2 separate regions of the Homo sapiens genome follow, and region 1 is linked to region 2. A link is an interaction called in ENCODE POLR2A ChIA-PET data of the cell type or tissue named here. Cell type or tissue: MCF 10A. All regions are shown on one strand. Each heading gives the region's core, and the rest is flanking DNA. Links, peaks and the distances in the headings are about the cores only. Region 1 overlaps MAML3 (mastermind like transcriptional coactivator 3). Region 2 overlaps SCOC-AS1 (SCOC antisense RNA 1).

What was found. Peaks named below come from ENCODE experiments on the same cell type or tissue, not always from the same donor. Only the 100,000 strongest peaks of a DNase experiment are listed, where the experiment ranks them.
Region 1: POLR2A ChIA-PET joins it to region 2 with 5 read pairs; 1 of 35 experiments calls an interaction of 5 or more read pairs at or near these places.

Annotation. Positions count from the first base shown.
Region 1 is chr4:139,886,058-139,890,452 of GRCh38, reverse strand. MAML3 (mastermind like transcriptional coactivator 3) reads left to right here. Exons shown (of 5, transcript NM_018717.5): 2 at 1-1,096. Among named protein-coding and RNA genes, the nearest start is that of MGST2, 220 kb to the right of the region's middle. RefSeq lists an enhancer at 2,267-2,406. In MCF 10A, for the core only: no CTCF peak of the experiment used is centred there; DNase peaks (open chromatin) are centred at 1,042, 1,922 and 2,202.
Region 2 is chr4:140,306,432-140,310,826 of GRCh38, reverse strand. The region is part of intron 2 of SCOC-AS1 (SCOC antisense RNA 1); the gene reads left to right. It also overlaps a transcript of SCOC not described here. Among named protein-coding and RNA genes, the nearest start is that of SCOC-AS1, 65 kb to the left of the region's middle. In MCF 10A, for the core only: a CTCF peak has its summit at 1,548 (motif pointing left); a DNase peak (open chromatin) is centred at 2,196.

The DNA.
Region 1 (4,395 bases), core at 135-4,134, 420 kb after region 2:
GTTCAACGAAGACTTTGAAGAGAAGAAGGAGCCAGAATTCTCGCAGCCAGCAACTGAGACCCCTCTCTCCCAGGAGAGTGCGAGCGTGAAGAGCGACCCCTCTCACTCTCCCTTCGCACATGTCTCCATGGGATCTCCCCAGGCGAGGCCTTCTTCTTCTGGTCCTCCCTTTTCTACTGTCTCCACGGCCACTAGTTTACCTTCTGTTGCCAGCACTCCCGCAGCTCCAAACCCTGCAAGCTCACCAGCAAACTGTGCTGTCCAGTCCCCTCAAACTCCAAACCAAGCCCACACTCCAGGCCAAGCTCCACCTCGGCCTGGAAATGGTTATCTCCTGAATCCGGCAGCAGTGACAGTGGCCGGTTCAGCGTCAGGGCCTGTGGCTGTGCCCAGCTCTGACATGTCTCCAGCAGAACAGCTCAAACAGATGGCTGCACAGCAGCAACAAAGGGCCAAACTCATGCAGCAGAAACAGCAACAGCAACAGCAGCAGCAGCAGCAGCAGCAGCAGCAGCAGCAGCAGCAGCAGCAGCAGCAGCAGCAACAGCACTCAAATCAGACTTCAAATTGGTCTCCCTTAGGACCTCCCTCTAGTCCATATGGAGCAGCTTTTACTGCAGAAAAACCAAATAGCCCAATGATGTACCCCCAAGCCTTTAACAACCAAAACCCTATAGTGCCTCCAATGGCAAACAACCTGCAGAAGACAACAATGAATAACTACCTCCCTCAGAATCACATGAATATGATCAATCAGCAGCCAAATAACTTGGGTACAAACTCCTTAAACAAACAGCACAATATTCTGACTTATGGCAACACTAAACCCCTGACCCACTTCAATGCAGACCTGAGTCAGAGGATGACACCACCAGTGGCCAACCCCAACAAAAACCCCTTGATGCCGTATATCCAGCAGCAGCAACAGCAGCAGCAACAGCAACAGCAGCAGCAGCAGCAGCAGCAGCCGCCACCTCCACAGCTCCAGGCCCCCAGGGCACACCTGAGCGAAGACCAGAAACGCCTGCTTCTCATGAAGCAGAAAGGAGTGATGAATCAGCCCATGGCTTACGCTGCACTTCCATCCCACGGTCAGGTAAGTGTGAAAGTGACACACTCTTCGAGCAGTTCTTGTGGTGCATTTCAGACTGTCGATGTGTGATGTTCTACAAGCTTCCACTGTAGTGGGGTCTAATTGCCTGCAGAAAACCTCTTTACACATCCTCAGGTAGTGGCCAGGTTTGGAGTGTTCTTTTTCCATTTCTCCTAAGAAATGGAAAAGGGTGGCATGATAAACTTTCGTGTATTTCAGTGTCTAGGAATCAAACTTCTTTTATTCCCAACTGCAGATAAGAATTACATAAAATTCTCACTCTGAGGGAGGGAGGCTGCAGAGGTCACTCCACCAAACACGGCACTACCTCTGTAGCTTCTCTCCCAGCTTGCATGATCCCAGGCTCTGGGTGGTGGGAAGCAGGGGACATTCAGGGCTGTCTACAACAGTTTTATAAGGCCCTGAGCAGCCTTCAGCTGTCCTACTGAATTATGAATAATGGGAAATTTGGCTTGTTGATATTCAAATATAGGAGAGCTTTCTGGATTTTCAAAGTGAAGTGGAGGGTAGATTTTTGTAGGACCTTATAATGTTTAAACACTTGCTGCTAGACTAGCAACAGTTAGAAGCTGGTTCAGTCTTCTTACTTGGGAGTGCAATGAAACCTCTCTGATACAATCAGCTCTATTTCAGGAAAATGTGATGGTGAATATATCTTAGTGCTGTATTAAAGTCTCTACTTTCCCACTGTCCTCCTTCATGGGAGGTTGGGCTCTTGGTATGCATGGTAAAAAATGAGCAGCAACCAGTCGGGAAGTGAATAGTCATTGACAAGCTTTTCAGTCTCTTCATCCTGACCAGTGGCAAACAGCCAAAGCTCCTTTAATATAACATTTGTTCTACCCTGAAGGAGAGAGTGGGGAAATGCCCATTAAAGCGACTCCCCCTGCCCTACATGGATGAATTCAAGAGAGATCATCTTACTGCCAGTTGCTGTGCTGTGCCTCAATTCTTCCAGGATGCAGACATGGTCATTTTACTTGGAGAATTTGCAGAAAAGTCTTTGCTTTAGAGGCCCTCATGTCTAAACAGGTTCTAACTAGTGCTTGGGTAGGTGTCCACAGTTGAGTACTTTAGAAGCACTGGGAAATAACGCAGGCAGATCTTGCCTCACTTGGTTATTTGCATCTTGTAGCTCCTGGAGTGCCCCACCCCACCCCCGAAACCCCAAGCTTGATGGAGCTGCAGGGCTGGAGGTGGTGCTGGCCTGCAGAGACAGGCCTGAGCTCTGTGGCTTCATTCTTGTCCTCAGCCTTACAACCCCCAAACCTCACAGTGGCTTCTTGTCTGCACATGCCAGCCGGCTCTAAAGATTCCGTCTGGATAAATAAAAGTATAACTTGGTTTACATTGACTGCAATCAGTAGCTACTAGAAAAATATCATTGAAATGTGAACTTCTATATATTATCTTAGTTTCATTAAGAATATATACCATTGGGGAGATAACAGCATTTTATATACTCCAGATTAAGTTCTGAAGCAGGCAGAAATATAGGCAATATACATGAATGTTTGTAGTAGCCCAGGCGTGTCAGAAGGTTTATGAGATCACAAGCTGTCAGAATGGTCTGTTGTTAATACAAATTGTGCTTCTACATTCGCTGTTCTTACACTAGCTACAGTAGAGTATTTCCTTCAAGCCAGACCAAAGATGAATAATTAATTCCAGTTCACAGGCTCTGCAGACATGTGAGTGCAATGATGCACCTATCCTCACCCCCACTAAATGTCTTTCAAAATGTGCCAACTTGGGACAAGTTCCTGTCTTTGCGGGAACATGAGTTTTAAGGGTACTTCTTTGAGGTCCTTATGCCTGCCTAACTATGTGTCACTGAAGCTGGTAGCTGCAGAGGTCATGTTTTGAAAGAGCTCAGTCAGCTGAAGAAGCAAAGTGATGTTTTTCTGGATTAAATCTGTGTGCTCCTCCTCTCTTCTCTCGTCTCACGAAGTATTTTCAGTGTGGACAGAATGTTCTTTTGTGAGTCCTCATTAGAATAATCACTTCTTAACCTCACAAAATCTCATCAGGTAAAAGCGTGCTTTTTAATGAAATATTAACTCACCACTGTTTGAAACGAGCTTCAAAATACATATATAAACATGTGAATGTCTTTCTGCAAACATATCATTTATTTCTTGTTTTTATCTGATTGTGAAGCAGTATTTACATAGTTCTCAGAATAGTTCATTACATTATATGCGGGTACATTCCACAAATACGAGCACGAATTACAGGTACGATATAAAATATAATTATACATAGGTTTAGTTCAGTTTCGTTTTCTGCTATTGCTAGTGAAAACTCACTTTATTCTTTGTTGATCACAATGACCATGATCAACATTTCGTTTTAATGAATGACTTCAGCAGCAAAGCCTTTTAGGCACGTTTATTTCAAGAAAATTGTCTTTTACAGATGTTTACTTATTTGGAACATTTGTATAAAATGCCATCTCAGAAATGAATAGGAATGCGCTTACTTCCTGTATATTTCAAAAAACAGGGAAACAAAAATAGAAACAAAAGATATTTCAAAATTTTGAATGTGTTTTATCTAGTAATTGCATTTCTCAGAATTTACATATTATTCTTTTTGATCAGATGGTTGAACAAAGATTATGCTCATGGTGTTACTTATGATAGTGAAAACTTTGATCCAAAAATAAGTATTTTGGAAAAATAAATACGTACATGACATTCATGATATAAATGAATGACTAATCATATGGAAATGCTCATAATATGAATAAAATAGATCATAAAACAATTATATGTTACAATCCAAATTGTGACTTTTAATATGTGTAGAAAAATACTGAATAACTAAAATGTTATTTTAGGAATTCTAAATACTGAATTCCTAAAATGTTAGGAATGATATTTATTTCTGGCTGGAAAAATTATGAGTGATTATTGTTTTCCTCTTTATATTTAACTGAATTTTCTAAACTTTCTATCATACATGTGTATTAATTCTACCCTCTGGGAAAATACTTTTTTAAGGAAGGGAAACTCCCTACTTAAAAAAGTTTACCCTTCGTTAATTCTTTTTTTAAAAAAATTCTTAGTTGAATTGATTTGCCAGTTGGATTGAGACAATATCATTATTTGCTATTCATTGACATATATTAGTTGTGAATCCCTGCTTTAGTGAGTAGTCCTAAAACCTGCCTCCCACACTCAGTTTCTTTTCCATTCTGTCTCCTAATCCCTTTACCATGTTCTCATTCCTAGAAAATTTTAGCTAAATTAGTGACAGTGAAAGTAGCAATAACATTT
Region 2 (4,395 bases), core at 96-4,095:
ACTGCCACCCACAAGACAGGAGGTGGGCAAAACACACCCACCCTCGGGGGGAGATCCGAAGAAGAAGGGACAGGAAGAGCAGAGTTTCCCATGAGCCTGGAGAAACTCCCCACTTCACCAGGCAGCTAAATCATGACTAGTCCCTCAGGGAAAAGTGAACAGGGCTGAGAGGGGCTAAAGCTACTTTTCCCAATGCTTTCAAAAGAATGAAAACTCCTATCATATTGTCCAAAGCAGGAATGCACGAGGGAGAAGGAAGGTTCCCAACAATGCAAGAAATTATGTCAAATGCTCTATGCCTACTGGTTGCTGCTTTACAGACACATTGCACATAGAGCGAAAGTTCCTGAAGGGTTTATTGTTCTTCAGAATTTATTTAAGATTTGACCAGAACCTTGTAAAAAAGGATATACCAATCCCACTGGCAACAGGCAGCTGGTAATGCACCCATAACGTCCTAAGAAGAGTGCTATCCAGGAGAGAAACTTGTGACTTCCCCCGGATGAGAAGCAGCAGAAGCCTATTTGAAATAAGGAAGCATCATCTTTAAAGAGCCTTTAATTAATATTGTATCACTTCCAGCCCTGTAGGAATTCAACAATGGAGCAACCCAACCAAGTACAACTGGTTGAAGATCAATCAGATTTGGATTTTCATGTGACAAAGATTTTTTTAAAATATAAAGCATAAGAATTTACAATAATCTCCTTCACCATATTTTAGGGAAGATTATTGTTTCAGTGGCTCAGTTCCTATGCCTTTGGATGCCTTTGGTGTGCTGGTCAGAGAAATGGGTAGAAAAGATAAAGTATGGGGAGAAAGTAAAGAGAGGTTTACTTGATCTACATGGGAAAGGGCATAGAGCCACCTAAGGAGGCAATGAAAACATTTAGAACTTGGCAAGGATAGCAAGACAGAGGGAAGGAGGGAGTGTCAAGAGAGGCAACCTAGGCTGGAGATTTTGAAAGAGAGAAGAGAAATTTCAGTAGCTGCCATGAGCTGTGGGGTTTGGGGGAGACAGGAATGGAAAAGTGGATTTGTTGCAAGTTTGAATAGGCACTTCAGAGTAACTCTCTTTTACTCCTGTTCAAGGAAAGCTTCAATATATTAATCATTCTTCAAGAATTTGGAATGGTATTTGTTTTTCTCTTGCATATGTTATCATGAGGTAATAGGCTTTAAGGAATGGCAAAGAAGCCCAGATTTATTTGGATATATCTATTTGAATCTTTCTAGAGTGAGTTATTCTGTGGGTACTGTGCTTGTCCACAAAGTATAAAGTGGTGATTGTAAAAGGATGTGCCTGGGAGGTGGCCAGAGTACAGGATGTGACAATGCCTCAGCAACAGAGTGGTGACAAGGCTATGTTAGAAGGGGGCCCAGCAGAAGCCAGAGACCTGAGTGCAGCCACTTCTCCAGCACACTTCCCATCACCTATCAGTGACTCCTCTGACAGAGACTCATGGTTGGTCTTCAGCACATTGTCTTTGGGTCTTCCATTCTGCAGGATGTTTGCCAGAGAATGGCCAGCTGTGAGGTGAGGCTCCACCTGCTGGGCACAGGGTCATGGAAAGTCACTGCTCTAGAATTAAAAGTGCATCACTTCAGGATCAGCACTGGTGCTGCGTGACTCTTCACCTACTTGGCCTCAGTTTCTTCACCTGTAAAACAGCTGTCTTGGGAAGATGGTATCAATGATCCCTTTCAGCTCTTATGCTCAATGATACCTTTCCAGATACTCATTCCTTACTGTAGCTATTGCTCCCACTTTGTCTTACCCCAGGGCCCTGGCCATCTCCAACTCTTCACCCAGATGTTTATTCTACTCACATCATGGCCCTCCCAGTTAGACCTAACTGGGCGTGAGCAAAAACACTGGGGCTGTGGCTAGAGTGCCAAAGCTGCCTGCTCCTGAACTGTAAGCTCTAGACTGGCTGGGGGAAAAAAGAGGGCATCTCATCAGTGACCCAGGCACTCTGGGAACCATGTTCTGCATGCCCCTTCTCCACACACACAGAACAAGACAGTAGAGCCTGTCTCTGGAGCTCAGACAGCTTGCATAGCAGGAGGAAGCAGCTTTGCTTTTCTCCAGACACTTCTCAGAGCCACTGAAACAGCAACTGGATAAATATAGGAGGATGACGCATCAACTCTCAGTGAATGTGAGTGCATGAGCGTGCGTGCACAGACAAGCCGGCAAGCTGCAGGCTGCCACGTGGCTCTCAACCTCCAAGAATCGACACACGGGCTCCCAGAGCCAGAAAATCTTAGCAAAACTTGGTGTCATCAAAGAATCTTGGCAGGAGGGTGATCTGAGGCCATGAGCGCAGTCATGTCCTTGGCTCCTTGGAGCATTCACGGAGGTCATCCTCTGCTCGGCCCTGGCTATATATAGTCCTGCTTTCTCCAGTGTGCATACAGTCTTTCTGAATGAAACACCAGAAATCCTCCCAGGCTCTGTGAAAGCATCAACTGAGTGGCATTTGAAGGTCCTAGAAAATGAGTGGAGGAAACAGAGCAGGTGTTTTGCTCATTGTGAAAGGCAAACGCTGACTTGGAAGGTTTTGAGGTAGGGAATATGGGCCAATCTCAGCACTGCCAATTTTTAATTACTAGCACAATTAGCAGCCTGGCCTAACAACAAGCCTATTTTGTAAAGCTCTGTTTAAGAACCAGCAAATTGTGGCAATAGCACTAAACAGATGAATAGCACATTCATCATATCCCACTCTCTGAAAGCAATGATCTGCCTGCACAGTCCTGAACTTATCACAGCCTCTACCACCAGCAAATACCTGACATCCTCTTCTTAGCCCTGACTAAATTGGCATAAGAGTAAGAATCATGTCTCCATAAAGGCCGTCTTCCTGTGGTTGATCAATCACATTAAGTGAACTATATTAAATCAATGCAATATACATCAACATTAGCTTCTTGGGATAAAATAAAATAGAATCTCCCTGTCCTCTTATTATCATCTCTTGTCATGACCACTATTTGAAATAATTTTGAAATATTTAATGTAAAGGCATACAATCCCTAATGATTGTGAAATAGCATCTCCTTGGAGATAGGATTTCTGTGAGAGACCCAGTATCCATGAGTGTCCATCCGGCCTTGATAGAACTCATATGTGGTTGAATCTGCTACTTAGATCAAACCTAAGAAACTCAGACAGGCCAAGATTGCTCCTCTGGGATGTGCAAGATCCCTGAGGAACAAGAGGGGCTCATAAACAACAATAGAGGATCTTTGTAAGGAAAGGGAAGCTGTAGACTTTTGTAGACCATAAGACTTCATCTCTAGGACTGAGTTAGAGAAGCAGAAACCATAGACTTTGATAAGCACCTCCTGAACTTTAACTGAGCCCCTAGCTCTTGTATTCTTGGGTCAAGACAAGTGATTGCTGATTCTTCACTGAGCTAAACTTTAGGCAATCATAGTGGAAGGAACCTCAGACTGCTCAAAGAAGATCTGGGTAACTCCCTACCTGCAGAACAACACTGATTTTAGCAGAGTATGCTCTACCAGAAGATCAGCAGAGGACTGAGTAGTGTTAATTGCAGAGTTACTGTATTAGGCTGCTGTAATAAAATACCTTAGACTGAGTAATTATAGGCAACAGAAATGTATAAGCAACAGTTCTGGAAGCTGGGAAGTCCAAGATCAAGACACCAGCAGATTTGATGTCTGGTGAGGGTCTGCTTCATAGATGGCCCCTTCTTGCTGCATCCTTGTTTGGTGGAAAAGATGAACAACGTCCCTTGGGCCTCTTGTATAAGAGCACAGACCCCATTAATCACCTCCCAAGGCCCCATCTCTTAATTGCACCATGTTGGGGACTAGGTTTCAACATATGTATTTGGGAGGACACAGACATTCAGACCACAGCAGTCACTAAGAAGAACTTGCTCCCAAATATTGCCTCACTTCATGCCTAATTCCACTATTATAAATCTATTTACTGGAGACAATCATTGCTTCTCTTTGAGAATCATCTACAAATACTGTGCAAGGGAATGTCGATCATTCCCCACCTTCTCCTACCTACAACATACTTCCTAGGGGTCCTGACCAGCTGGCTTCCACTTAAGTTAGGCCAGAGGGAAATCCTAGCAGGAATTAGAGGGCAGGGGAAAGAAAGAAGTGGTAGTATTCCAGCCCCTCTGTCTCTCTGTTTGGGGATGTCTCTGGCAGTGTCCACATTTCCCCTGTGGTCACACCAGGCCTCCAGTGTTGTCTGGGTGGTCCAGGCACATCTCCTTGATACCTCTAGTTCTTGCCATTGCTAATCTTTGCCTCTACATCTCCTGTTTGCTCTTCAGCTCTCACAACCCATTTGTAGCTGATTCCCCTATTCATTTTCTTTATTGAACTACCTGACTTGGGCTGTTT